Linked DNA regions of Mus musculus: regions 1, 3, 4, 5, 6 and 7 are each linked to region 2. A link is a loop called in an ENCODE intact Hi-C map of the cell type or tissue named here. Cell type or tissue: heart. All regions are shown on one strand. Region 1 overlaps Flnb (filamin, beta). Region 2 holds the start of Flnb (filamin, beta). Region 3 overlaps Abhd6 (abhydrolase domain containing 6). Region 4 overlaps Flnb (filamin, beta). Region 5 overlaps Flnb (filamin, beta). Region 6 overlaps Flnb (filamin, beta). Region 7 overlaps Flnb (filamin, beta).

Region 1 (4,000 bases), 130 kb before region 2:
CCCCATAGCCCCACTGAATCTCCTAGGTACTACCATTGCTGGAAAAACTGAGGCATGTGTTCTATAACGTGTGAGTAGCTTGGGGGGAAGTCAGGGGTAGGGCATGAACCTCCTGGCCTGTGCTTAGAATCATTACAGAATCATCTCCCACAGAGGGAGCCATGACACTCCAACATACAGGCATCCTGAAAGCTCTGGTTTGCTCAGGTCTGTGGGGGATAAATGGGATGAACGAAAAGGGGTCTTAGCTTAGAATGTAAGGTCCCTACTATCTCCCCATTTTACAGATGAGCATGGAGATCACTGCCTGAGGTGCAAGTCCCCTGGCAAGCCACAGGGCTGGGACTGAAATTTAGACCTGAAATTGCTGCAGCTGACACACTGCTTACTGAATCCTCACACACTGGGCCGTTCTGCTATTCAGACAGTGGGGCCCAGAGACAGAATCTCTGCTAAACTTCCCTCTCTGAGAACACCCTGCCCAGGTTTGGCTGGACCCAAAGAATGTGCCCCGCCTCAGTGGTGACTGGGCGAGCCAACACATCCTGGTGGTGTGGAAGGGTGGGTGGGTGGCTAGACAGAGGGAAGCACTGGCAATAAAAGGCCAGTCGATTCTTTGTCCTGGGGAGGGAGATAAACACGTTCAAAGCTCAAAGCACCCTAGGATACGTGCCACAAGTCAGGCTTGCTATTCCGGCCTCCCAGCAGCTGCCTTTGAGAATGCTGAGGAAGAGAAAAAGGGTGTGAGGGGTGGGTCCTGAAATTCCACATACATGAGCTGGTCCTCACAGCCTTGGGGGCCCAGACAAAGCAGAGAAGGATCTTTTGTTTGCAAGGGCCCCTCCCACCATGCACTTGGCCAAATCTTTAGGAAAAGGCCAAAGGAAAAAGAAACTGAATCCAGCTTGCTTAAAGCCTCTACTTTTGACACTTATAAGAAAAAAAAAAATAGTGAATTTTATTTGGTGAGGCCCACTTTGGTTTTTGACCCAGGTCTCTCCCATGGTTTGGAACTTGTAATTAAGTTAGGCTGCCTGGATGCTTTCATGCCCAATCTTTTCACGTGGGTGCTGGTGATGAAACTCAGGTGTTTTACCACAGGGCTGTATAATATTCTCAATTCTCTCATTCTCCCACTTAGGTACAGATTTCAGGGGTGGGCCTGGGGGTGTGGCTTAGGGATAGATTGCTTGTATTAGATCGGCTCACTAATTTTTAAAAACAAAACCAACTAACCCCAAACCGGAATACTCCACCTCTCCAGTGTTGGCTTTGCAAGCTGTGAAAAACAAACCTAAGGAATAAGAAAGACTAGAACACTCATTTCCCCTCAATCCTTTCGACGTTTTTCATTCTGCTGCCCTGAGCAGCTTTGGCCGTCCTAGAACTAGCTCTGTAGACTCGAGTTGCTGGCCTCAAACTCAAGCTCCAAATGCGTCTGCCTCCTGTGCGCTGGGATTAAAGGTGTGTGTTGCCACTACCCTATGTACTGAGTTATATAACAAATACATCAAGTTGTGGCTTTTAAGGCAGCTTGAAGACCTAGAACAGGTTGCTAAGGGCTAGTGTGTGTGAGTGAGCTGGTTAGTATTTGCTCCTTGTAGTCTCCTAGCAAGCCCTCCCCTGTTAGTTGGGAGGTAGAGAGGTCGCCCAGGGTGGGCAGGGGCTACACTTTCTATTGACCACTGAATAATGACACCCTGGACTCATTAGCTTCAGCCAGGGCACAGGAAAGCCAAGCAGCCAAAGTCAGGAAGGACCTGGCCCCAGGCCCACAAGTTTCAAAGTTTTCAGGGTATTGACATAAACAATAGCCTGTTTCCATGGTAGCCAAGCCCAGGTGCAGATAAGAGCTGCCCTCTGGTTCTAGGCACTGAGAGCAACAGGTCTCCACCCCACAGGCCCTGATGTCACAGGCAGCAATTGCGGGGCTGCACCTCAAAGGTAAAACTATTATCACCTACTGGGTGCCAATCACCAGCCAGCTCACACACACTCTGACAGAGGGTGTCCGTAGAAAGTAACAAGCAAAGGACTGTTCCTAAAAATACCAGTGGGAATTCGTGGGAATCTCCCCCTCCCCCGCCAGCCAGACTCGACTCGGCCGGTTAGGACTCAGTGTTTAGACGTTAGGACACCTTACACCAAAGTCAATGTTTAGTGTACAAACGCTGCCTCCTCCAGCAAACCTAACTGGGTTGGAGGGGTTGATGAATCCCCTGGGCTTCTCTGGCAAAGCCAGCATCGCGCCAGACATGTTATGTGAGGACTCTTCAGGGAGTCCCCAGCCCTACAGAGCCCAGGAGTCTAGGCGAGGGTTTCAAGGCGCAGAGACGAAAGGGCGCATCTGCCTTACCTTCCTCCAAGCTCAGAGGTAAACAGATTATCATTCTAATATGTAGCCAGGTAAGGGGAAAAACAAAGCCAGAATACAATAGAGAAAGCAGAGCAGGGGATGCAGTTGGAGACTGCTTGCCTACAATGTACAGAGTCCAGGGCTTGATCTCAGCACAGTATACACTTTAAAAAAAGCTCAAGGTCCTAGTTGGCTACAGGGAGAGTCCCAGGCTAGCCCGGGATACAAGAGACCCTGTCACATACATATACATACCATCACTAAAAATGATGCAGGTTCCCTGCCTGAACCTCTGATCCCCACACTCCTCCCGGCCTGGAGGCCTTTCCGCCTCCATGGGTACTGCCAGCTTTTCTAGGACTCTGGTAACCCTTCTCCTCCGAGCTGCTTGCCTGTAGTGTGATGTGTAAGAACACTCATTCTTAGTCAGAAGGTATATGCCCAACTCTATCCCCATATGAGGTCTGGGCTGTATGCCTGGTGGAAACTGTACCCATGTTTGTTCTGTCATATGTAAACCGTCACCCGACCACTATAAGGATTCATAGCTGGAGGGTTAACATCAGCAATCGTTTCTCCTCGGGAGGGCAGGTGGAGGCACTCAGTACTGGGTCGAAGGGTGCAGGGGCATGTGAGAGATCCTATCTGAGAACATTTCCCAGAACACAGATTCCTGATGGTATCAGGCAAGAGGCCTGCTTAATTAAAAGCCATTGCCTCTACCTGGGCTCCATATCTAGGGTTCCTAAGAAGTCACGATGGTATCATGGCCCGCATGTTCTCTTGAGTCCCTTGCCTGAGGTTGGCCCTGGCTTCTCAGAAAAGGACCACCCTTTGCAAGAAAAGGACTGGCCCATTGTTAAATAACATCTGCACTCAAAGAGATGGTGGGTGGGGAGTGATCAGAGGCCCACACCACTGATTCCACTCCAAGAATGACAGGGAGCGTTTATGGAGCAAACATTTTATTTAATAAGTTATAAGATACACTTTATAGTCGGCATTTGATTCCAGTTCGGTCTCCGTGTCTATTCCGCCTTTCACATCCGGCTTCAGCTGCTCCAGGTCCTAACAGGTGGCTTTTAGCACCCACACCTCTCCAGCTGCTGTGCCTTGGTGCGGGACACCTACTCCACCCCTGCCACATTCATGAGAACCACCACACCCCATTGTGTGTGTGTGTGTGTGTGTGTGTGTGTGTGTGTGTGTGTGTGTGTGTAACACTCGCTCCAGCCATTTGACAGCCTGACAATGCTTACACCAAAACCTTTAGAGACCTCAGGTGGGTGCACGTGCTAGTGTCTTGGTCATTAAGGCCTCTCATGGGTCATAAGAGGGGTACCCATCCCTTCCAGCTTTTGCAAGGAGGAGGTCCTGAAATAATTTATCAGTGGTCTCTGCCATTTAGCAGCCGCAATGAACTCTGGGGGCAGCTGGCAGAGGCCCTGCATTTGGCCATGAGCACATGCCTTCAAGGCTGTTAATAAAGAAGTAGGCAGGTACAGAATTCCAAAAATGGGGTATGGAGTGTTCTGCATGCCTTCTGCTCCAGAGCTGGCTTTAGGATGAAGTCAAAGTGATCAGGGCCCCAAGACGAAGCCCAGGCATGGAGTATAATCTGGGTCAGACTTTCTTATTTGTTGT
Region 2 (4,000 bases):
TGAGGACCAATTAGAAAACTGTGAGGGACCACCAGGCAAGGCCAGAATGAGACCCACAAGCTTGGAGGAGCATGGCTGGGAGCAGCAGCCCACGAGTAAACAGCTAGTCAATTAGGAAGTCCTTGATTTTCTGGGGCTGTGATTTCTTTTCTTTCTTTTCTCCTTCTCCTTCTCCTCCTCCTCTTCCTCTTCCTCCTCCTCCTCCTCCTCCTCCTCCTCTTCCTCCTCCTTCTCCTTCTTCTTCTTCTAAAAGCAGTTCTGTCAGGTTTAACTCCTGGTTTAATTTAATTTTCTTTGTTGAGTTAATGAAATACATATAGCATTTAAAACAATGGATGAAGGCAAGTCCAGCTCAGCCAGGCAGGCTTTGAAAATCACTCTTCATAGGAAAGTAGAGTTCCTGTAGAATTCTGAGGTCCTCCCTCCTCAATAAAAGAGATGCCCACCCCCCATGTGATGCACCCCTGGCAGCTTCCTCCACTGAGAACCCACCCCTGGGAGGGAGAGCTTGCTGGGAGGCAGGCTGGTAGCTAGCGGCCTGGCCCCAGGAAGTAGCAAGCGCATCTACCTGCCAGCACAGGTGTGGGGAAAGTCCAGGGCGAGGCCAGGAGGAGGCTCAGTCCAGAGGGAACCCCTTTCCACTAGAGAAAGTCCCAGAAGCCACACCCACCTTCCTTCCTTTCTGTCACTGGAGTCACTAGAATGGCCTTGCTTCCTCAGGAAGAAACCTCAGCCCTAAGAATCCCTTTCACGAAGTGCACACATCCTCTACATAATACTTTGCACACCCACTGTGTACGGAAAAAAAAAACTTTCATAAATAGATGCTATATGTGCACACACGAATGCCTACGGGGGCAAACAAGTGAGCCCGGGCATAATACACACCTCCCTTGTCCATCACAAAACACATTCTCAAGAGCCCTGTTTTCTCTTTAGAAGCCTAAAGTACTCGAGGTCTTAATTCTCTCACCCAAGGCGGGAGGAAAAAAGCAGGACTCAAACTCTCTCAGGAAGACCCAGGAAAAGGGGGTGGGGACTGCTTTACTTCTAAGTTGGACCACATTGGAGGTGGCCCTGGGAACGTCAATTAGCCCGGTAAACGTCCCCTCTTCTGTAAAATGGGCCTAAGAACATCTCAGGCCACCGGACGTCAATAACTCAGAGAGCCACACAGCCAGCGCCAGTCAAGCCCTTTTCTACACACATTAATTATTATCAACCACTAAATTATCTCAACCTGAAGGAACCGGCCAGCGCTGAGCCAGAGCTAGGAAGTGAGGACATTCCCCTGTGACGCCCCTTCCAACCTCAGAGCCCACACCCATTCCGGTCTAAGAAGGGGAGGGTCTCAGGTCCTCGTCTCCACCTAGGTGGTGAGATCCTAAGCAAGAGAGCGGTCGCGGTCGCGTCCTAGGTCTCCACGCCCAGACTCGAAGCCAACGCCCTTTCAGCCGGGCGGGTCACTCAGCTCTAGGCGCACCTGGCTAGCGTAAAGTAGGGATTTGGTACTTGAGTCCACGGCGTTGTCATTAGGGTCAGCAGACGATTTCCCCAGCAATCCCAGGAGTTCCCGCAAATTAAATTCCAGGTGTGACTGGAAGGTCTGAGTGCTTAACCCACCCCAACACTGCAGCGGCACCGCCAGGAGCACCGTGTCGAGCAATCACGCCAGGTCCCAGCCCACAGATGGCACCGCGGAAAGGCCTATGTTCCTAGGTCCTCATCCCAGGACCATCTCCCCCTCCCTCACACCCGGGAAGCGATGCGCAGTGGGGCGCGCTGCCGGATACCCCCCGATTACTGCAAATTTAGGGCCTGGCCACAACACTCACCAATGGACACGAGCTTAATGCTTTCGTGGTCTAGGAACTCCAGAGCCACAGACACATTCTCCAGCTTCATCTGTCTGAAGGTGGGCCGCTGATGGTACTTGTGGTGCATGCGCTTCTGGCTGAGCACCTCGAGCAGCGCGATGAGCCGTAGCCCGTCGCTCAGGTCGGTCTGCAGGTTCCCGATGCGTTTATTCACACACTTGAGGTGCTCGTTGCACCAGCGCGTGAACGTGTTCTGCTGAATCTTCTTCCACGGCGCGTCCTCCGCCAGGTCTTTCTCCGTCACCGGCATCCTGGAGGCAGAGAGTACGCGGAAACAACGAGCTGCAGGGACTGAGATGAAAAGCCCCAAGGGCCCGGGGAAGGGGAACTGAGGCAAGTGGGGAGAGGGTTAGAAAGCGCTGCTATACTAGCCGCAACAGGATCAGGACTGCCTTCGTCCGTCCCCGGGCGCGAAGTAGCCTGGCCTGGCGCCTGCGCGCTACGCCGCCCCGCCCCCGAGGCTCCGCCCCGTTTCTACCCTATAGAAGCGAACTCCTTAGCTGCGCTCGCCCTCTACGGTCCAAAGCCTGCATTACGCCGGAGGGTAGGGTGGGGTGGTGCTTCCTAAGTATCCCCAACCTGATGTACTGCCCAGCAAGGAGAAAGTAACTTGGGAAAGGCCTAGAATAAGGGCACACGAGGAGGCGGGGGACTAGCCTAGAAGGAATGGTTGCGTCAAGAGGGAATATGCCACCCATCTATAGGTTCAGTGAGAGGAAAGTGTTTTTCTCAGAGTCTGCACGTAAATTAGACACGTTGATTTCTAAATGAAAAGGAACTCAGAGCTGGGCGTGGTGGCGCATGCCTTTAATCCCAGCACTTGGGAGGCCGAGGCAGGCGGATTTCTGAGTTCGAGGCCAATCTGGTCTCCAGAGTGAGTTCCAGAACAGCCAGGGCTACACAGAGAAACCCTGTCTCGAAAAAACAAAAACAAAACAAAACAAAACAAAAAAGAAAGAAAGAAAAGGAACTCAGCCTTAAAGTCCAATACCACGTCCATCTGAGTAGCAGTAGTGAAAACGAACTGTTTTCTATGGCTATTAGAAGTTTTTTGCTGGTGTAACACAGATTTCCTGTCTTGCATGTCAGTAAGTTAGATGTCCCGTCTGGGGTTCATTGGCCCAAGGCATTTCTTGCTGGAGCTTCTGGGAAATAATCTGCTCCTTTGCCGTGCCAGATTCTAGACGCTAGGTGCATGTGTTGGCTTACGATGCCTTTCTTGTCTTCAAAGCCGGTAAAACAAGGCACAGATACCTTTTTCACCCTGTCATCTCCTCAGTTCTCCATAGTCAGGTCTTCCTAGAACTCTCTTGAAGACCCTGTTGACTGTATTAGGCAAATTGATTAGTCCAGAAGATCTTGTTATGTTTTATTTTTTTTAACTATGATGGCCAAGAAAGGGCCGGATAAATGGGTCATGGCACCTACTGACCGGTGTCCCTCTTCTCTTCCCTTTGCCTGAGAATTCAGTTCCTTTCTCTCCACATCCCAAGCCTGGTAGCCCTCAGCTCAGCTTGGCTGTCTCCCCCCTGGCCCCCCAGTGTCGAGGAGCAGATGGAGATCTAAGGTCTCGAAGAAACTGAAGATACGTGTCTGACATGAATGATATCTGTTCCATGCTGGTCTGCATACCCCAGCAAGAGGTCTAGAGTGATCTCAACTACAGCTGAGTACCTGGTGTAGAATTGCCATATGAGATGTAGACGACAGATGAGTGAGTGGGTGAATGGATGGATGTGTGCTTGCAGACTGAGGGGGGCAGCCTTCATCCTGCATGCAGAATCAACTGGGGTGTGGGACACCCATCGTGTGAGACCTACAGCCTGACATTTCAGGCCTGAAGAATCTACATCCTGTCCCTGCCCTGGGTGGGGTGTTTGCTCTACTCATTTCCACAAAGCAATTAACTGCAAACATATCAATCCAAGGAGATTGATACTAGAAAGCCCAACAGTCCTTCCTGCCTTATAAGGAAGCTCTTGTCACTGACCTCTGCTGGTTCAGGCTCCCAGTGTCTGCTCTCATTCCAGCTTTTATACTTTCCTTTGGTATGGAAGAAACAGTAATAATACTAGGAGAACACCTCACAGTTTATCTTAGTGACTTAGCTTTCTGAGTCCTTA
Region 3 (4,000 bases), 230 kb before region 2:
CTGTGTCCTCTGTGGATAGCTCCTGCTTTGCCTTCAGGCCAGACTTCAGTTTGCATCACTTAAGTGTCTAGTTGCCTACTGGACATATCCCTTTGGAGGGCTCAAATGCAATCTGAACTTCATACATCCAAATGGAACTCTACACATGTTGTCCTGTTTTACCCATCCTTCCTCAAACCACACCTTAGCCCTCATCTTTAGGGCTCCTACCTCAGTCTGGACCATCATCTCTAAGCCAAAGAATATCCTAGGTAGCCCTGTTTCTATTTGTGTCCCCTACAGTCTTTCAGTGGCTCCCCTACTATGCTTAGAAAAAACATAGATTCATTCCCATAAACTATAGAGACCTACAATATCTGGGGGCAGGTCTGAGGAGACCATGAGGTCATGTTGTACTCATACTCAATGATGCTCAATGTCATTGCCTTTCACCTATATTCTCTTAAGCATACTATATAACATGAGATATCATATCTGTTTATGTTAAAACTTTGTTGTTTGTCTTATTTTTATTTTTAATTTTTTTTTTTTTTTTTTTTTTTTTTTTTGGTTTTCAAGACAGGGTTTCTCTGTATAGCCCTGGCTGTCCTGGAACTCACTCTGTAGACCAGGCTGGCCTCGAACTCAGAAATCCGCCTGCCTCTGCCTCCCAAGTGCTGGGATTAAAGGCGTGTACCACCACCGCCCAGCCTATTTTTAATTTTTAAAAAGATTTATTTATTATATATAAGTACACTGTAGCTGTCTTCAGACACACCAGAAAAGGGCACCAGATCTCATTACTGATGGTTGTGAGCCACCATGTGATTGCTGGGAATTGAACTCAGGACCTCTGGAAGAGCAGACAGTGTTCTTAACTGCTGAGCCATCTCTCCAGCCCTATGTTAAATTTTTTTGAGTTTCAATATCAACAAATATAACTCTCATAGATGAAAAGCCTTTTGGATTTATTAAAAAAATTGTTTTTCAATGTATAAGTCTTCATTTTACCTCTAAAACTCATTTCAATTTGTCGTTTTGTCTATTAATGTCTACCTACTGCACTGGACTGTTTCTGCCCAGGGAAGTCCCTGTGCTATGTACTTACCACAGTGTTCAGCACAGTGTCTGACATATCACAGGTAAGCTACATTGAAAACAATGAGGCAGGCAGGATGGTAGATGCAAGAGGATGTGTGTGTCTGGGTGGGCGTGCTGCAGGGACGGCAAGGGAGTGGCCGAGACGCCATACCTGCTGGGGCACCTTGAAGCGGACATAGGAGCAGAGCTGCAGCATCTCACTCATCTCTTCCGGGGTGGATGGGATCAAGGGAATCTTCTGAATGGCAGCTGACTCCTCCAGCTCTTTGAGCCGTTGTACAAAAGGATTGTCAGTTGAGTACTGCAGGCCTGAGATGCAAAACAGAAGAGCCCAATGACACACCTACCTTCTTACCACGCCCCAGGCAAACGCCCAACCAATGACAAACCCAGATTAATGTGTCAGGAGTCAGTCACCAGGAGCACTGGCTGAATGACCCTTTCTCACTGGGACTGGCACCACTGCTCAAAGGAAACATCATATTTTGAGAAACATAGAGAGTTAAGTTTGGTGGGACATAGATGCCTCCGGAGGCAGAGACAGGAGAATCACAAGTTCAATGCTAGCATGGGCTACATAATGAATTCTAAGCTAGTCTGGATTAAAACATTGTATTTTGGGACTGACTGCACACACTGTGGCCACAGACTAACATGAGAGACAGAAACCCAGGCTTAGCCTCTGGAATCAGAACCTGCATTGCATACAGCGGGATGAGCTGGAGAGTGGGAAGCTGCAGGCACGCACTGCTCAACCAGATGGAAGGAAACATGACGGAAAGACAGCCCAGGGCTGACCTTTACCAGGAAGGGGAATCACCTTCTCTAGGGGCTGCCCCTTCAGTCCTCAAACTTTACGGTTAAAGGAGCAACTGATTTCAGAGCCGGTGCTGAGAAAAGGGAGAAGAGAAGACACACTGGGGATTGTCTGAGTTCAATGCCCTTAACAGGCCTGCAAATGATCACATTTCATAATTTTTATTTCGTGTATATATTGCATGCATGTCTGTGTGAGGGTGTTGGGTCCCCTGGAACTGGAATTAGAGACAGTTATAAGCTGCCACATGAATACTGGGTATTGAACCAGGCTCCTCTCAAAGAGCAGCCAGTGCTCTTAATCTCAGAGCCATCTCTCCAGCCCCTCGCTGAAGGTTTTGGTTTTTTTTTGCAATTTATGTATATATGTTTTTAAATGTAGGAACGTCCTGTCTGTATGTACACTTACATGCCAGAAGAGGGCGCCAGATCTCTTTATAGATAGTCATGAGCCATCTATATGCTGGGTATTGAACTCAGGACCTCTGGAAGAGCAGGTAGTGCTCTAACCACTGAACTATCCCACCACCACGCTGAAAGGTTTTAAAGGTCGATTTAGTTTAGCTTCAGTAAGAGTTATAAGTGCGCAGCTGATGACTAGGTTTCAGCGCATCATATAAGACAACGCTTCTCAACATGTGGCTCATGAACTTTCTGGAACTCAGAAAGCTGAGCCAGGATAACAAGTTCAAGGCTAATTTTGACTAAGTAGACATACTCTGTCAAAACAAACAAACAAATCCTACTTTACTATGTGTAAATAATGCAAGTTGGAGAGAGTAAAATTACTATTTATCTACCTTGTGCTAGTAATCTAAGTTTAAAGACTTATGGGAGAAAAATAAATTAAAAACTCCAATTTGAGGTAGTAATTTCTGGAGTTACAGCTCAAACTCTTGTAAGATGTGTGTGTGCGCGTGTGTGTTTGAACACGTAAAAATATACTCATACAAAGATAAGCAGAGAAGCTAAAGTCCACTGACTTTCTATAAAGTTGTCATCATGTGACTATTTAGGAACAAGAAGGGGACTGGTGAGGGGTGGACATAGGGATTTAGGATAACCATGGTCAATGTTCATGACACCTTAGATTAAAAGGTTTCTATAAACTCAGCACAATAAACACATACTGATAAAAATCATGAAAAAATCTTAAAATAAGCGAAATCTTTGGCTTTTGCTCATTCTTTTGAATGAGAGTAGAATAGTACCTTCATCTCACAGGGTTAAGTGAAATTAAGTCTATAAAGAGATGTTAGCTCTTGAGGATCAACAGATGCAGGAAGCCGGCATGAGCACCACAGTCATGAGTACCAGGTGCTGCCTGGCACTGCGCGAGTCCACTGCCCACTGCCCACTGCCCACCTCCAGGTGCTGCCTGGCACTGTGTGAGTCCACTGCCCACCTCCAGCTCTCCGTGGAGAGGTCTGGTCTTCTGCTATGAAGGTAGACAAGTGATGCTATGTAACCTTGCCCCCCAAGTCATCCCTGATTGGTGAATAAAGATGCCTACAGCCTATAGATGGACAGAATTGAGATAGGTGGGGTTTGGATTCCCAGGCTTGGGATCTGGGGAGAGACCAAGAGGGGAGAGAGAAGGCAGAGAGGAGAGGAAGATACCATGAGGTAAGGGATCATAAGAACTGGCAGCGTGGGCTGGCCAATCAGAGTAAAGACGCCCTCACAGAACATGGCAAGGCTTAACTTGAGGTTATGGATAGAGAGGTAATAGCTTAGAGGGCAGGTATCTGCCCAGCTCAGGTGCCAATTAAGGCTTATTATAAATACTAAAGTCTTTTATCTAGGAACTGAGTGATAAAGACGGGGTAGAAACCTCGATCTGAGATTAGTTTTCATAACACTCTGTGGTACAGGATGGTTCCTAAGTGTGGGCGCATGTCCACCGTCCATCTCCAGCTCTCGGTGGGACAGGGCTGGCTACACAGGCCAAGTCAATTTGGCTATGGTTCTCACAATATAACTGTTACCTGGTCAGAGTTAACATCTAGCGTTGCCTGCCTCTGAAGTCTATCTACCAGGAGGATAGCTTTTTAAAAGTACTAACAGTAGAAGCTGTACAGATGTTTCTTTAAATTCAAGTCAC
Region 4 (4,000 bases), 89 kb before region 2:
GCCTGCTTACTGCCAGAACTCGCTTACAAACATTTTATAAGCCATTCTATTTAGTTAACTTGATTCCACAAGTGTGGCAATACCTCTCAGGCAGGAGTTTCTCAGATATTTAGTACCTTCCCTAATGCTGTGACTTTTTAATATAGTTCCTCGTGGTGTGGCGACCCCCTAATCATAAAATTATTTCATTGCTACTTCATAACTAATTTTTCTACTGTTATGAATCGTATGTAAACATCTGATATGTGATCCCCAAAAGAGTAGCAACCCCATTGGCTGAGAACCTGTCTATGGTATAGAATACAAAGACAAATACAATGTGAGTGTGTACCTTAGGGGTACTGAGCCTATGTTCTGTCACTGATTTACCAGCACATCCCTTCGGAGTAAATTATAACAGGAACGTTTTGAATATTTATTTTTCATATAGAGTTGGCTATATTCTTCTGCATCATGAAGCTAAGGAATTTCTATCCAGTAGTGTGCTTAGCATCTTAGTGATTATTATCTTAATATTATAATTTCTTTCTTCTTTCTTTCTCTCTCTCTTTCTTCCTTCCTTTCTTTTTTTTTTTTTTTTTGTTTTTTTTTTTTTTTTTTGATACAGGGTTTCTCTGTGTAGCCCTGGAACTTACTCTGTAGACCAGGCTGGTCTCAAACTCAGAAATCCTCCTGCCTCTGTCTCCTAAGGGCTGGGATTAAAGGAGTACACCACCACTGCCTGGCTGTGGCCTATATTGAAATAGACCCATAACTTACTTTCTCCCTTGAGACAGGGTCTCATTTTGTAGCTCAGATTGGCCTCAGACTTATAAACTATTTTTTCTTTGCTTAATCAATTAATTACACGGGGATCAATACCCTGAACCCAGGACCCTGCCTACCTGGTTACCACTGTGAAGACATTAGATTTGTTGGTAAACGCCTCTTTCAGTCCAGGGCCTTGCGCATGGACCCGAGATGGCTGGCAGCCTTCAGTGACAGCCACTTTGAATGGGCTATTTGGGATGGGCACATCATCGTATGTCACCTCCACTACATGGAAACCTGCCCCAAAACAAACAACAAAAATATCATTTGTGTACAATGTTACCACTTCAGACTCTTATCTAACACTTGGCTAGATCTCTAGCTGCTACTTGAAAAGAGTAGATTAAGAACACAGTAACACAGGGTCGGAGGCAGGTGGCTCAGTGGTTATGCATTGCTCTTGCAGTGGACCAGTGGGAAGGTCCCAGCACCTACAGTAGGTGGCTCAACACCAGCTATAACTCCAGGTCCAGGACTCTAATGCCTTCTTCTGCCCTCCATAGGCTCACACACACACACACACACACACACACACACACACACACACACACACACACACAGAGACACACAGACACAGACACACACACAGACACACACACTTAAAAAACAATCAGAAAATGGTAAGGCCAGTGTACTTTCAATTTTAAAAGATAAAAACTATTTGTGCGGGGCTGGTGAGATGGCTCAGCGGTTAAGAGCACCAACTGTTCTTCCAAAGATCCTGAGTTCAAATTCCAGCATCCACATGGTGGCTCACAACCATCCGTGATGAAATCTGATGCTCTCTTCTGGAGTGTCTGAAGATGGTGTACTTACATATAGTAAGTAAATAAATAAATACAACAACAAAAAACTATTTATGCTTTTTGTTTGTGTGCTGTACACCCTCCCTGAAGCAATGAGTGCTAACTTTTATTTAAGACAGTCACCCTAGGCAGGTTACCCTGATTTTGGGAAACACTACCAGACATTAAAAGACCACAGGAAACTCACGAGATAGAAAACCAGCCATCTACAAATACCTGAAGATACCTGTAGAGAATATTTATGGGACCATATACTCAGGAAAGGGGATATATAGTGCTTTCCTTTTCTCTTTATGATTTCTTGATTTCTCAAAATTTTAATAATCAGTACTATTCAAAAAGAAAAACTGTTTAAAAAAATATGTACACAAATCATACCTTGCTAACATGCCACGGCATGACTCTATAATCTGCTCAGGTAAGATTGGAGATTTGCAATGTGAAATATAAGGTCAGTAAAGAAGGCACTGAATTCAGGCCACTGGCTGCCGGGGAAGGGACCGGTTTAATTCTGAGTCGTGTACACTGTTCTTTGCTGAGGCAGGCTGAGCTCAGGACAATTTGGAAACAAATGGCTAAGCACAGCTCTGAATAAAAGAGTTACAAGCACAGAGGGGATGACCCACCTTTCTCAAAGGGCGTGTATTCGACCTGATAGGTCCCATCAGCATTGTCCTTGACAAAGCACTCGGTGGAGGCCCCCGAGGGGTTGGTAATTTGAGCTTTGATATGGTCACCTCCAACCTGGGTAAGGGGCCTCGAGTCAACCGTGAAGTCCGTTGTGGCCTCCCGAAACACGTCTGTTGAACAACCACACAGATAATAATAATATCTTGGAAGCCAGAGACTCATCACCAGGAAACCCTGCAATCATCCCCAGAGGGAGTTTGAATTTTTCCTGTTGTCACAGTACTCCGACTACAGCAAAATGTGCTATTTGTAAAATCGAACAAGCCTGGCTCCAAAGTGTAACCGGCTTTGAGATGAACCATATTCAAAGGTTCTGTTAGCAGTGCCATGCTTGTTGGTTCAGAGACAGTGTGTCTGGCTGAGAGCAAAGGAGCCACGCCAGGAAAGGGAAAGCATATCTTCATTCAAGTCCAGGCTGAAATAAGGTCTGAGGAAAAGAACGAGCTGCACACGAAAGGAACAGAAACCAAAGATCTGACTGCCCAGGCCAGTGTCAGAGGCACAGCAGACGTGCAGAACTCATGGAGCACAGCCTGTTCTCAGTCCTCGAGTAGTAGCAATGGCACTGGAAATGGAATGGTTAATCTTTTCCAAGCATTATTGCTGGAGCAGGTTAACATGATTCGTTTCACCATAAGAGATCACTTTAAAATAAACATGATGAAATTAAAAAAAAAAAAATGTCATCTTGGGCCCAAGCAAACCCCCAAATGAAGACTCCTCACATTCTGGAATACATTAAGTATATTTGGTGCCTTAAGGGTGGTTTTGCTGACTGTGAAAGTCAAGCTAGACTTGGCCAAGCGACAGACAGCAAAACTTCTCAAAGATGAGGATCAGGTCACGGCAATGGTTTATGCCTGGAATTTTAGTCACTCAAAAGAGGGAAGCAGGAGGGTTGTGAGTTCAAGACCAGCCTAGGCTGCACAGTGAGACCCTGTCTCAAAATGAAAACTAAGGCATCTAGGACAGGGGTAAAGTTAGACCTCCTCCATCCACCGTGTATTATTAAGCACATTTACACCATTTCATTCTAACTTAGTCTCAGAGACATTATAAACATAAATAACAAAAAATTCTGGATTTTCCATAAAAACTTGAAAACTTGCCAAGAATGCTGGGCCCCATTCATCAGGGAGAAACATAAAAATGGGGACTTGGTGGAGTACAACCTCTGGAAACATCATGCGCCCCTTTTCCCTCTACCTGTACTCCCCCTGCCCTACCCATCAACCACACGAGGAAGAGGCTATAGGTGAGAGAGCCCTCCCCCGGTATGTGACTCACCCTTGCCTTCGATTCCTGGCCCAAAGGCTTTGATCCCACTAGTGTCTATGGCTGGCTCCACCTTGACCCAGGCAGGAAAGTGTGGTACAAGCTCACCACCATACTTCATGGTCAGTGTGTACATGCCAGCTGTCAGAGGCACATAGGTCACAGCGTAGGTGCCATCTTTATTGTTCTGGATGGACACTTCAGCTTTCGCCCCTGAGTCTGAGACGGCTTCAAGGCCCAGAGTCCCAGGCCCTGCTTCTGAACAATCAACGCAAAGGATTCCGGGTTCACCCACTTTTCCGTGTTCAAGTCCTGGTCCTGACGCTACAACCTTAGAGGGGTCAAACGGCATTTCAATGTCGGCTTTGAAGGGAGATCCAGGAATGTGGACTTCTTCAAAGAGAATGTTGACAAAGTAT
Region 5 (4,000 bases), 130 kb before region 2:
TTTCCCGTGTGGCCCTGGCTGTCCTGGAACTCACTCTGTAGACCAGGCTGGCCTCGAACTCAGAAATCCGCCTGCCTCTGCCTCCCAAGTGCTGGGATTAAAGGCATTCGCCACCACTGCCCGGCAAGACTACCGTTTTTGATTTGTCATAAAAAGTTAAATTTCTTTATGCTGTGTACTGAAGAACAGAGCTATTGCTTCCCTCTGCAGAGCCCCTGGGCAATACAGCATAGGGTATTCACGTCTGCACTGTGAGAATAAATGAGAAATCTGCTATGCTTCTCTTCAAAAAACAATGAAAACAAGAGAAGATGGTACAAAAAAGCTGTGTGTCTACTCTCTTATTTATGTATTTACCATCCCAGGTTATTGTTTAATTTATCTTCTTCAGTAAGCTCTGTGCCAGTCCACACAAACCCCACACATTCTCACAGAATCTGTGTGATTTACAGCCCTGAAATCAACTGTCCCTGACCCTTTGCGACAATGCTGAGTTTATAGCTCTATTACATCTTAGAAGAACTTGAAGTCCGAGGAGACTCTATGAGTGCATCACGGCTCTCGTGAACACTGCTCCCCAGAGTTGTATTTATCTATAACCTAATATGTCACGGCTTAAAGGAAAGCAATTACCTTTCTTCCAGGAGGGAAGGCACTCCTGCCTCAGTGCTCACAGAGCTGGTCAGCATGTGTGCTGCCCACATGTAACCTCTTTATAGTCAAGATTAGACTGTGGTTGCTACTATCAGTAATTTTATAAGACTGGCTCTGCAGGGCAGAAGAGAAAAAACAAAGAGGCTCCTCATTACCTGTCACCTTGGCCTTGAATGGACTCCTCGAGATGTGGTTGGGCCCGCCATATTTGACACCAATCAGGTAATTTCCAGGAGCCATGGGAGTGTACATGACTTTGTACCCCTCTGGGATTTCCTGGCAATCCATTTTGACCTTGGATGGTCCTTCAATGGTGACAGATAATGTCCCTGGGCCTGCCTGAGTGGTATTGATGAAGAATTCTGATTGGATACCTGGGAGAGAAGAAGTGTGATATATGGATGGTTTTCGGGAGGGACACAGCGGTGAGACACACTTTTGCCCACATTAAGTGCTTGTTGTGGTAGATAGGAACCAACTGGCTCTACATCTGAGTTCCCGGCACAGAGAAGAAGCACAGGGCATGGGGGTGCAGCTCCCTTGTTGAGGCTAGGTTGAGAGGGTGGCTGACATTTCGCCCACTGAGTGCCTGAGCAAGGCTATTGTCTCTGGGAATGTGGCTGAGGGTGAGTTGTCACTGTGAGTCTGAAGTGCTGCCCCCGGCAATAGAGCCTCTAAGGGAGGCGTGGCACTCTCTCTGACCACACACTTCTCCTCTGGTGGAAGAGGCTGAGGAAATCCAGTCTCCCCTCCCCTTCTCCTCATCTAGACACGTCTACATCTTGTGGCTGCTCTGTGAGCTGCCAGTCCACCCCCTTGGCCATGAATACAGCAACAAGAGAAGCACCTGAGCAGCAACTGTGCTGACTGAGCCCCGCACCAGACCCTAGGCCCTGTGTCACTCTGCAAGCACAACGTGCAGTCACAGCATTTCCTATTCCACATTGCGTTCAGGCCACGTGTAACTTGGGACGTACTACCATAAAGTGGTGTGCTACATTCAAGCCACAGGTGCACAACTGGGTCTAGGCCCAAGAAACCACTATATGGTGGTGGGGAAAGGCACATGGGAGGATGGGGAGGAAGACTGGTATACACGAAGGACAACTGTCACATACACCCTACTTGCAGCCTCGAGACACCTGACCTCACTGCCACGTTGCCCTGGGACAAAAAGGAAGGCAAAGAGAACATCAACTACTGACTTACCCTGGCCCCTCAACACCCTTAATCCCCTGTGCCTGTAGTCTGTAGTCCAGAGGGGTGCTAGGTAGTCAGTGGGAGCCGCTGGGGTGTCACACACCAGCTCCTGTCCACTAGAAGCCCTCTAGGGGGCACCCTAGTGTAACATCTTCTGGGGGCACAATACCTCTGACAGAGCTGCAGATGCTAGCCCAGCTGGGAAATATTTTGGTTTAACTACAGTTTCTGGGCCAGAGAAAGAATTATTGTTCTGCTTATCAATAAGACAAAGGAGCTGTTATGGTGTGACCCCCAAACATGAGCCAGCCGTTTCTGGAAACTCCTGAGGCTGCTGTCCCAAAGGCTCCCTACTTTCCCACCTTGACACTGCTTCTGAGAAGCCCCTCCCCCAGCCTCCAGCAGCTGGGGCCACGTGGGTATGCAGGCCGCGAGCCACAAAGGGGTGGTGTGTTCAGGAAGTGGCTGTAAGATGGCTAGAACAATGTCCTGAAGGTTAAGCTGGCAAAGTTGGCCATCCTGGATAGGAGCTCTGCCCCTTTTAGTCAACCCAGAGCCCGAAAAGGCTGTGATGATGTGGACAGGGGGAAATTAGGAATTAAAAATCAAGAACTATCTGGAACCCACCCCACATCACTTTACTACGCAGAAGTATGACTTAGATGAGATATCTGTCCATCTTATTGCCAAAGGACTGGCCCAAGACAAGACGGGAGAGAAAAAAATTCATAAGTAGACATATATCATCATCGACTGGTTATAACCAATATGTGATGTGTGTGGTGGTGGCCTTCCCTTCCTCCATCTGCATGCAAACCCTTAGGGCTTTTCCAAAGAGCCCTAAACTCTGTGGTCTAACTGCAGGCTTGTATCTGGAACACAGACTCCTGCCCTAAATTCTCTGCATTGCCCTTGGTAAGGCCTGAGTCAGACATCCAAGCCTGGCCGAGAACACAGGCAGGGCATGGGGCCCTTTGCTGGCCACACGGATCCTTTTCTGAAAGCATTCCTCATGCTGCAACTGTGTGAACAGACATCTGTGGAAAGTCTAAGGTCAGGCAGCCTAGGCAAACAAGATGCCCTCTCTGTGAACGGAGAAATATTTACAGAGGGTGCAAGTGGGTGAGTTCCAGGCCTTTTCTGGCTGGGACCAGATCCTTAGCTACAAGGCTAGAGTACAGCCTGACATCTGAGCTCCAGAAGGGTGAGAAATACCAAGAGGAAACAGAGAAAGGTTGGGACAAAGCAGCCAACAGGGGATCAGATGGCTCCTGGCCACGCTGAGGCTGCCGTGGGGCCGGGCCAAGGTCTGCTACTGTTCTCCTGCCAGGAGGGCCCCTCGCCTGTATGGATGCCTGGAAACCACTCTGGGCATCTGGAGGGAAGGAGTTCTGGTTTAGGACGCCTCAGGAAAGCCCACTGGGGTATAATATGAGCTTCTAGGGTCAGGAGCTAAGGGCTCTTAAACTCTAAGATCACAGACCTGGAGATGACCCTCAAGTCCTATGGACTCCCAGAGAGTGCTGGGCCACTGGGGCCATTTTGTCTTGCTCTCCCAAAGTGCAAGGTAGATCTCATCCAAGAGCAAAGTACTGGCTCAGAGGGAAGCAGGGAGTCAGGCTGGGTGTGCCAAGGGCATCTGGCAGGACCCACGCCACTGAGGGGGTGGTTTTATGGAGGGCACTGCTTTGGCCAGAGTTCCTGGCAGCATGCCAGTCCACTGGCCACTCCTAACTTGGGCAGGGCTCCTTTACCACTGAGGAGACTCTCACTTCAGGGTTGGGTTTGCTCTAAGTACAGCAAACCATGTCTTAGTGCACAGGAAAGACAATCGGTTCTGTCCCTAGTATGGCAAGGGGCAGGAAGACCAAAGATTTCCCCAACAAGCCCGAAGTAACAGCAACTAGAAGAAGTGGTGTCTTCTTCACGGTGCACTTCCTCTACAGACGCTTACAGGGACAGAGTCCTTATTATCTCTAATGCTGACGTGATGGGCCGAGCTGAGGCCTACCTCAAGCTGACCACATACATGGCTTTTCGTTATGAAGGCCAACCAACAAGTAAAAAGGATCACCTAGAAATATCTTTCAGATGCCCAGCGAAAAGGTGAGTTGCCCATTCAGTGAGCTCACTTCTACCAAATTAA
Region 6 (4,000 bases), 120 kb before region 2:
AACTAGAAGAAAGGGGTATTGCTGTCACACAGAGAGTCTCTGTGTCCCTGGCAAACATGTCTACCCCATTTTAGAAACGATGCCTGGCAGCAGTGAAAGAGCTTGACTCTCAGGCCCAGCTGTGGAGCACCGCCAGGAGCACGGGTGTGGAGACCCCGCTGGCAGCCTGGCTGCTTACCTGGCTCCAGTTCAGACACGTGGCATTCCTCCACGGCTCCTGAGGGGCTGTGCACCTTTGCATCAATCTTCCCTTTCGCACCATTCAACCTTATAGCAAAGGACGCTGGCTGGTTAACTTTTAATCCTGATTCCTGAGAATTCAATAAATCAGACAGGTTATGGCACCCCGTGCTCCTGCTCACTAGCACACGATGACCCAGGGCGGCTCCAGGAGGAAATTCTCATAGGACAGGCTTGAATATTCCCATCTGTCATACCTGATAACAAGACGGGGCAGCCTTTGCTTCCACGTTTCTACCAGTAAACAGAAACACACACTGTACCCCTATGTTCAAACCCGCAGGACTGGGGAGCTGCTTTGGGGATAGGAGACTCGAGATGCTCCAGACAAGAGAATATCCCAAACAAGATCTGCACAGGCCCAAACCCCTGGCTGTCCCAGCTAAACTGCCGCTGCTGCCTCATTATCATCATCACCACCACCATCATCATGATCATCATCACCAATTCCTTTTTAGGAGGAGTCTGGGTGCAGTGTTCATGACATGAGCTGGATTTTATGTCATTGCTTTTGTTGTTAATGTTTTTTTTTTTTTAAATTAAGTGCAGGAATAGGTAGCGCTCTTGATAACATGCAGAGCAACGCATGCAAAGGTTGAACTTTGCTTAATTACTCTTTTCAAGTAGTAAAACGACGTTGTTAAATCTGAATCTCAAATTTCCTTGTTTGCAAAATGGACAAACTACCTGACCCTAACTGAGAGACTGGTTATGAAGAACACATGAAATGATGCTCCAAAAATGTCAGCGAGTTGTTAAGTATGAATCGTATTTAGAAGTTGCCTCTGCAACTCCGAGAAGTGTGGCCTTTGTCTTCCCTCACTCAGCCTCACTCGTAGCGTGTCTTAGAAAGTGCACATTCTTGGCGGGAGGAGCTTAGGCACTAGGTACTCAGAACTAAGCAACTGTTATGAATGGCCCACACTATCCAGGAAAGTAAGGTTTTAACATGCCCCAGCTTTGGCTTAAACAGCCATTCTTCAGAGGCAGCAGGGCTGTATGCAAAGGAGCTACCCAGGAATGTGGTTAAAATGCAGATTTTGTTTTTGTTTTTGTTTTTTTTCAAGACAGGGTTTCTCTGTATCGCCCTAGCAGTCCTGGAACTCACTCTGTAGACCAGGCTGGCCTTGAACTCAGAAATCCGCCTGCCTCTGCCTCCCGAGTGCTGGGATTAAAGGCATGTGCCACCACACCCGGCTAAAATGCAGATTTTGACAATGGTTCTAGAAAAGCCTAGGGAAGGCTCGGCACTGGTGCAAGGACTGCCCCTCTACAGCAGGTCCGAACAGCACTGCGTTCCCTGGGTTAGTCCAGAGCTACAGATGGAAACCGACCAATTTAAAGCACTTTAAATTTCATAACAAAAATTTGGTTTCTCTAGCAGCATCTTAATTGGGCAGCCACATGTGGCTAGCGACTATTAAACCACACTGTGACAATTAGGTGAACGCAGAATGTTCTGCGAACTCTGCTGCTTGGGGGTTACAGCCTGGGAGGGAGGCCATAATACAAACTTAAGGACTCTTTAATTTCCAGGAAACCCCCACTTTGTCCCCTCCCCCACAAAATGCCAGCCAACTCCACTTTTTCTATGAAGCCCCAAAAGCCAGATAAAACAAAACCCGCTTCTCACGTCTACCCAGTACCAGATGTTGTTCAGGCCTCCGCTGAGGCGCTGATAAATAATTTACATATCCCTCCATGCGGAGGAATCCATACTTACAGAAATACTTATGAGCAAACCGTGACAGGAGGACTCAACAGAAGCGCTGGGGAGGAGCAATCACTCCTGTTACCTGAGTCTGTTGCCGCTAAAGCCTCAAGAGGGCGAGAAAAGCTTCTGAAGATCTAAAGAGAGACCTTCGAGACGCAGGACGGCAGGCAGCGCTCTGCCTCTCTGCCCCCGACAAGTGCTGCCTTTATCGCCCTCTATAGGCTTTAGCTAAGTCGGCCACAAAACAAACTCCTGTTAAGAAGCCTTTAAATGAAACACAAGAAAAACATCTACACCAAGGCGACCAGTTAGGACCTCTGGGCTCTCCCACTGAGACTCACCAATCACAGTCTGGGCCTCTAACTAGCAGCAGTCCATTGTCTCAGCATAAGAAAGAATCTCAATGTAAATAAGTCAAAAGTGGGCAGCTACTTGCTGTATCATCCATTCCAAATGCCAGAGTGGATTCTAATCCAAGTACTTCTAAGAGCTGGAATAGCTAAAGGCTACTTAGAAACTGCATTAACTGGAAACTGGTTTTGGGTATTTGGGCATTATTGTATAACCTATTTGCTTCTTCTAATTCAGACACGTTCAGTGTCCCAAGCTGATGCATCCCTAGTGGCTCTCAGTGTGGCGCTGGTGCTAATGTAAGTGCGTGTGTGCACGTGCAACTGTGGTGATGCTCAGTGCACAGTCTCAGGGGAGCAGGTTTTGGGGACAGAGCCCTCACTCTTGCTAACTCATACTAGATGGTTCCTGGCTAGAATCACTCTGGACCATCTTTAAAATTAAGTCAAGAGAAGTTGCCCATTTGGGTGTTGCAAAAATTTACTTAAGGGACATTGATAAGTTCTCAAGATAGTCCCCTGTACACTTATCATAAACAAGTCACCGTAATTACACACAAAAAGATGCTGTTAGCTTTAGGGGAAGAAAGCCAACGATCATTATAGGTACAAGTCACTAGACTGTCAGGATTGTCTATTCTGTGTTATAGGTACAAGTCACTAGACTGTCAGGATTGTCTATTCTGTTTTGAAATCTGCCCTGCTCCCTCAACCAATGATTAACAGGCTTCCTTTGTTTCTCCTGAATAAATATTTAAAAGCAAACTTGTCCCTCACTGGTAAGATATATTGTTTATCAAGTCTGTTTGAGCTTGCTCAAACTGACTCCTGAGGGCATAAGGAGGTGACCCTGCCATAGGACTGCTACCCCATGAATGGCAACACCTGGGTGCCAACTCTCAACAGGACTTGGTACCCAGGACAGGATTAATGTGGTCTCAGGAGTCCAGGAGTCTCACTGGTTGGCCTATGGCCAAGGAGATGGATGCTTCCTTGTGCCTCACCTGAAGGCTCAGAACAGTGAGGCAGCGAGCGTCGTCTGAGGGCGCGATGACGGGCACCAGGTAAGGGCTGTCCGGGATGTGCTCGTCGTTGAACTTGATAGACACCTCGTAGTTACCTGTTGGGATAGGAAAGCCCCACCATTTCAGAGAGTTCAGAAAGGTATTTCCATAGTGGCCATGGGCTTAAGCTGGGCTCAAATGTCTTCAGAGACTAGCAGTGCTTAATTTAAAGCCACAGCTGACTAACTGACTAACACCCAGACGGTAGGATTTTATTAGTTAAGTAAGAACAGAGATTCTTGACCTGGGTCCACAGAGCCATCTGTGTATAGAATCCAAGAGACCCAGGGGCTTGAAAAGGAAAAGCAGTTGCGTCTATATTTTTATTAATCTCTAAGAAAAAGGATTAGAAATGTCACCACAGCAAGTGCGAAGCATCTGTGCCGCGTATTGCCAATATTACACATCACACATCACGGATCTATTCCACTGTAAGCACTGGAGCCATCTTGACAGCATCATGCACACTCATCATGTATACTCAGCACTGGAGCCATCTTGACAGCATCATGCACACTCATCATGTATACTCAGCACTGGAACCATCTTGACAGCATCATGCACACTCATCATGTATACTCAGCACTGGAGCCATCTTGACAGCATCATGCACACTCATCACTACTTTGAAA
Region 7 (4,000 bases), 56 kb before region 2:
GGTTACTAACAGGATTTAAATACACATCTACACCATTTGCAAGCACCTACTCCATCTGACTCTAGTACCTGCACCTTGTCAATGGCTCAGTTAAGTCAGTGTAATATTCTCTAGCTAACCAGGGTTGGTTAGGAAGCTGAGCCACATCCCCATACTCTATAAAACTCCTGTAGAGCTATACGCACCGTGTGGAACCAGTCCCTCTAATTACTGAGACTTGGGGTTCTGTAAGTCTCTGTTGTTAAGTGCTTTATACAGAATAGGGTTTGGAGAAGGGCTCTGCTTAGCTAGTGGACAAAAGTGTTCAATGACACTAATCCCAAAGGGAAGCCTTACACAAAGACCCTAAACCCTGTCACCCGACTCACACAGGACACTCAAAGCTCAACAGATGCATCCGCAAGCGCTAACTGGCCTCAACAGCAATCTATTCTACATCTAAAGGATAAACCAAGTTTCTGAGCCCTTATAGAAATTATTATTATTATTATTATTATTATTAATTTTATTCTCTATCCCTAGCTTGAGTAGCAGAATCATACCAAAATTGGCCTGACTTTCATCTCACCAAGGAAGAAATGTGTATCTCACAGCTCCACTTATGTGGCCTTGTGTTGTGGCCCCATCACCCAAAGTGACTATGTTGCCTTCCGATTTGAAAAGGAGAAAAGTGAAGCACAGACTTTCACTTCATGTCTAGGTTTACATCCAAAAGATCCCAGTGCATCCCTGCTCTCGGGCAGTATTGTTCATAACGACTAATAGGTGGAATACTGCATATACCTGCCTAAAGAAACCAAATACAGCACACACACTAGATTATCAGCCACCTATAAAAAGGGAAGGAAGAGCCAAGTGGTAGTGGTGTAAGCCTTTAATCCCAACACTTCAGAGGTAGAGGCAGGCAGATCTTTTGAGTTCAAGCCAGCCTGGTCTACAGAGTGAGTTCCAGATAGCCAGGGCTACACAGAGGAACCCTGTTTCCAAGGAGAAGGAGGACGATGATGAGGATGAGGATGATGATGATAAGGAAGAGGAGGAGGAGTAAGGGTTGGAAATTGTGATATATGTTATAATGTAAAAAATAATAATAAAATCCTGAGAATGTATGCAAGTAAGGTAGGCTGGACAGAAAGTCACATACTGCATCTTCTGCTTCCACACAGCGACATACATATGATGGAGAGTGCCAGGAGAAAGGGGTTGAGAAAGAAGAGAAGAGAGAGCTGGTTTAATGAGCACCATGGTTTACTGTACATTAGACTCTGAACGTTTATCATGATGAAGGGAAAGCGTAGAGACAGAGCTACCCGCCCAAAATGAAAGGAAAACAGCTTGTTTGCCCACAGCATTCACAACACTTACAAAGAAGGAAACAGGCAAGGACTGGCCACATTCCTGAGCTGCAGTGAGCATTCATTTTCTGGAAGACTGCACCATGGAAGGAAACCATCTCACACTAACAAAGAGGAAACTGAACAGCCAGTGATAAGATTCCTACTACAAACAAGCATTTTATGCCTTGGCTGAAGGCAAGTATCGTGACATGAAGAGTCATAGCTTTTCTCTTTTTCTTTCTCTTTTTTAATTAAGAAAACATTTTCTGGGGGCTGGTGAGATGGCTCAGTGGGTAAGAGCACCCGACTGCTCTTCTGAAGGTCCAGAGTTCAAATCCCAGCAACCACATGATGGCTCACAACCATCCGTAACGAGATCTGACTCCCTCTTCTGGAGTGTCTGAAGACAGCTACAATGTACTTCCATATAATAAATAAATATATCTTTAAAAAAAAAAAAAGAAAACATTTTCTTTTATCCTTGCTATTCCTCCTAGCACTGATCACCTTGGGTAATGGTTCAGAGAAAGCAATTTGGAGATGCCAATGGGCAATGGGATGAGGGCCTCCATCTAGTCCTTACTAACTAACAAATGGGTATGCACCCAAATGTCGCTTCAATTTTAGTTACGAAAACTAAGATATATAGTATACTTCATGTCTTCTTGCCAGAAATCAAGCTCCTGGCCATGCATTTGTTGTTTTATTTGTTTGTTTGTTTGTTTTGAGAGAGGGTCATACTGTTGTTCTGGTCAGCCTTAAACTTGAGATTCCCCAGCTTCAGCCTCCCAAAGCATTGAGATTTACAAGGGAACACATACGACCACATCCAGCTGTTAACTCCTCTCTTTAAAAAACTAGTATGCTTTAAATCAGGTGCTGACCACAACTGACCAGATGCCCGAAATGGCTCTGACCAGCCAAAAGGTGCTGGGCATCTTACAGTGAGAGTCATAAACAGGATGTCTCAGCAAGGAAGTGTTGCTGGAGATTAACAATAACTCCCAGCCCATCTGGAAACCTGAAGCGCTTTCTGCCAGACAGAAAATGAATCAGCATCCAGAAGGCAGAGATTCTGTCCCCACCCCCATTCCTGACCAGTGAGTGACCTAAGGCAAGACCCATCCCAGCCACTGTAGACCAGGCTATGGTTCTTCCTGTCTGTACAAGAAGCCCTCACTGACTGCACCACCTCCTGAGCCCCCTGGGCTAATAATGGCAGAGCGTTCCTCCCAGAGCTAACGGCAGCAAACATACCTCAGACCCAGCAAGACCAGCACTCACCTCTGCCATAGGCTCGGGCTTTCTTTGGGTTGAGTTTGGGTTTAAGAGGAGCACCTGGCTTGAGCTTGGCTTTGGGGAACTGAGACAGGTAGGTCATCACAGAGTGCTCGTCCACGTCCGGGTGAATAATCTCCTCAGGAGTGATGACCTAGAACAACAACACGGTGGCTGAGTGCTCTAGCATGCCATTATGTATCCACCGAGATCTCCCTTAAGCCAAATGCTACAAATAAATGGAAACAAATGAAATCACACTAAAGCCATAGGAAGATCCGGTGTAAGTGTGGTGCTGGCTCCTCTGCAAGGGTGGAAGACCTCCCAAGATTTCCAGAGATTCAAGCCATGCCCCAGGCTTCCAATTCACTCCCCTGGTCACGTATTCTAGAAAGGGGATAACGTACGGGAGAGCACGGAAGCATTGCATAAGGCATTGGGATGTTCTTAGAGCACAGAAGCTGGCCTCTTCTTTTGCTCATCTATTGTGTACACATCGCTGTACTAAGAAGAAGAAATAAAGAAAACTAGTGAGAAGGGGACTATATGCCTATAGCTGCAGCGCTCAGGAGGCTGAGCAGGAAGATAGCAAGTGTGGGGTTAGCCTGAGATTCACAGTGAGGTCCTGGCTCAAAAAAACAAACAAGCAAGACAATAGGAGACAACAGACTAGACATGTGGTCTTAACATATTAGGAACCTTTAAAACTGGGAAAGGAACTAGAAAGATGGCTCAGCTGTGAAGAGTGGATACCACTCTTGCAAAGGATCTGATTTTGGATCCCAGCAGCTCACAACAGGCCTCTGGCCTCTGAAAGCACCCCCCCAACCCCCACTACGCGTGCGCGCGCGCACGCACACACACACACACACACACACACACACACACACCTGCACCCCCTCCCCTGCAAACCCTCCCCTCCAAACCTGAAGTGGAGTGTGTTCCTGTGTTCTCTTGACAATCAGCTTTGGCACAACATTAGCTCTCGGATGGACAAGGAACCGTCCTAAAGTTTTAGCAACATCCTTGATTCCCTACCTGATGTAACCCTAGCATGCTAGTCTCCCCTGTCCCCTGTGAGGATTCAGTGGGAAGCGACACCTTCTCAGAGCAGCAGAGGGCTCTACCTCATCAGCCATATATCAACCAAATGCAATGAAGTGATGAGAGACCACACAGGAAGCATTAAGGGGCTTAGTGGCTAACAGCAAAATAGCTACTGAAATTTTGAACAGTGATCTACAAAATAGCCCATGAAAAGCAAACTATGAAAAAAAAAAAAAAAAAAAAAAAAAAAGAAAAGCAAACTATGCATTGATCTGGTAGCTCTCTCCAGAAACTCCTATAATAATTTTATAGTGTCCAACATTACAGAGTATCACAAA

The links. Peaks named below come from ENCODE experiments on the same cell type or tissue, not always from the same donor. Only the 100,000 strongest peaks of a DNase experiment are listed, where the experiment ranks them.
Region 1: a loop joins it to region 2, with 4 times the contacts of the local background. A loop is called at or near these places in 21 of 42 quality-filtered maps.
Region 3: it touches region 2 in a loop (4-fold over the local background); 7 of 42 quality-filtered maps call a loop at or near these places.
Region 4: a loop joins it to region 2, with 3 times the contacts of the local background. A loop is called at or near these places in 11 of 42 quality-filtered maps.
Region 5: a loop joins it to region 2, with 4 times the contacts of the local background. A loop is called at or near these places in 22 of 42 quality-filtered maps.
Region 6: a loop joins it to region 2, with 4 times the contacts of the local background. A loop is called at or near these places in 22 of 42 quality-filtered maps.
Region 7: it touches region 2 in a loop (7-fold over the local background); 17 of 42 quality-filtered maps call a loop at or near these places.

What each region holds. Positions count from the first base shown.
Region 1 is chr14:7,950,893-7,954,892 of GRCm38, reverse strand. It overlaps Flnb (filamin, beta), which reads right to left. Exons shown (of 46, transcript NM_134080.1): 46 at 3,305-4,000. Among named protein-coding and RNA genes, the nearest start is that of Gm45521, 4.4 kb to the left of the region's middle. In heart, no CTCF peak of the experiment used is centred here; DNase peaks (open chromatin) are centred at 682 and 1,792; H3K4me3 peaks cover 959 bases; H3K27ac peaks cover 3,252 bases.
Region 2 is chr14:7,816,279-7,820,278 of GRCm38, reverse strand. Flnb (filamin, beta) reads right to left here and starts at 2,322. Exons shown (of 46, transcript NM_134080.1): 1 at 1,836-2,322. The coding sequence starts at 2,127. In heart, a CTCF peak has its summit at 2,402; DNase peaks (open chromatin) are centred at 648, 1,388 and 2,348; H3K4me3 peaks cover 2,521 bases; H3K27ac peaks cover 1,862 bases.
Region 3 is chr14:8,042,857-8,046,856 of GRCm38, reverse strand. It overlaps Abhd6 (abhydrolase domain containing 6), which reads right to left. Exons shown (of 9, transcript NM_025341.4): 6 at 1,232-1,389. Among named protein-coding and RNA genes, the nearest start is that of Gm41094, 11 kb to the left of the region's middle. In heart, a CTCF peak has its summit at 2,308 (motif pointing right); no DNase peak of the experiment used is centred here.
Region 4 is chr14:7,905,569-7,909,568 of GRCm38, reverse strand. It overlaps Flnb (filamin, beta), which reads right to left. Exons shown (of 46, transcript NM_134080.1): 21 at 3,594-4,000; 22 at 2,243-2,416; 23 at 885-1,047. Among named protein-coding and RNA genes, the nearest start is that of Gm45521, 50 kb to the left of the region's middle. In heart, no CTCF peak of the experiment used is centred here; no DNase peak of the experiment used is centred here.
Region 5 is chr14:7,942,823-7,946,822 of GRCm38, reverse strand. It overlaps Flnb (filamin, beta), which reads right to left. Exons shown (of 46, transcript NM_134080.1): 44 at 810-1,028. Among named protein-coding and RNA genes, the nearest start is that of Gm45521, 12 kb to the left of the region's middle. In heart, a CTCF peak has its summit at 1,980 (motif pointing right); a DNase peak (open chromatin) is centred at 3,502; H3K27ac peaks cover 1,438 bases.
Region 6 is chr14:7,935,358-7,939,357 of GRCm38, reverse strand. It overlaps Flnb (filamin, beta), which reads right to left. Exons shown (of 46, transcript NM_134080.1): 41 at 3,309-3,424; 42 at 179-311. Among named protein-coding and RNA genes, the nearest start is that of Gm45521, 20 kb to the left of the region's middle. In heart, a CTCF peak has its summit at 2,160; no DNase peak of the experiment used is centred here; H3K27ac peaks cover 247 bases.
Region 7 is chr14:7,872,114-7,876,113 of GRCm38, reverse strand. It overlaps Flnb (filamin, beta), which reads right to left. Exons shown (of 46, transcript NM_134080.1): 4 at 2,622-2,769. Among named protein-coding and RNA genes, the nearest start is that of Flnb, 56 kb to the right of the region's middle. In heart, no CTCF peak of the experiment used is centred here; a DNase peak (open chromatin) is centred at 2,393.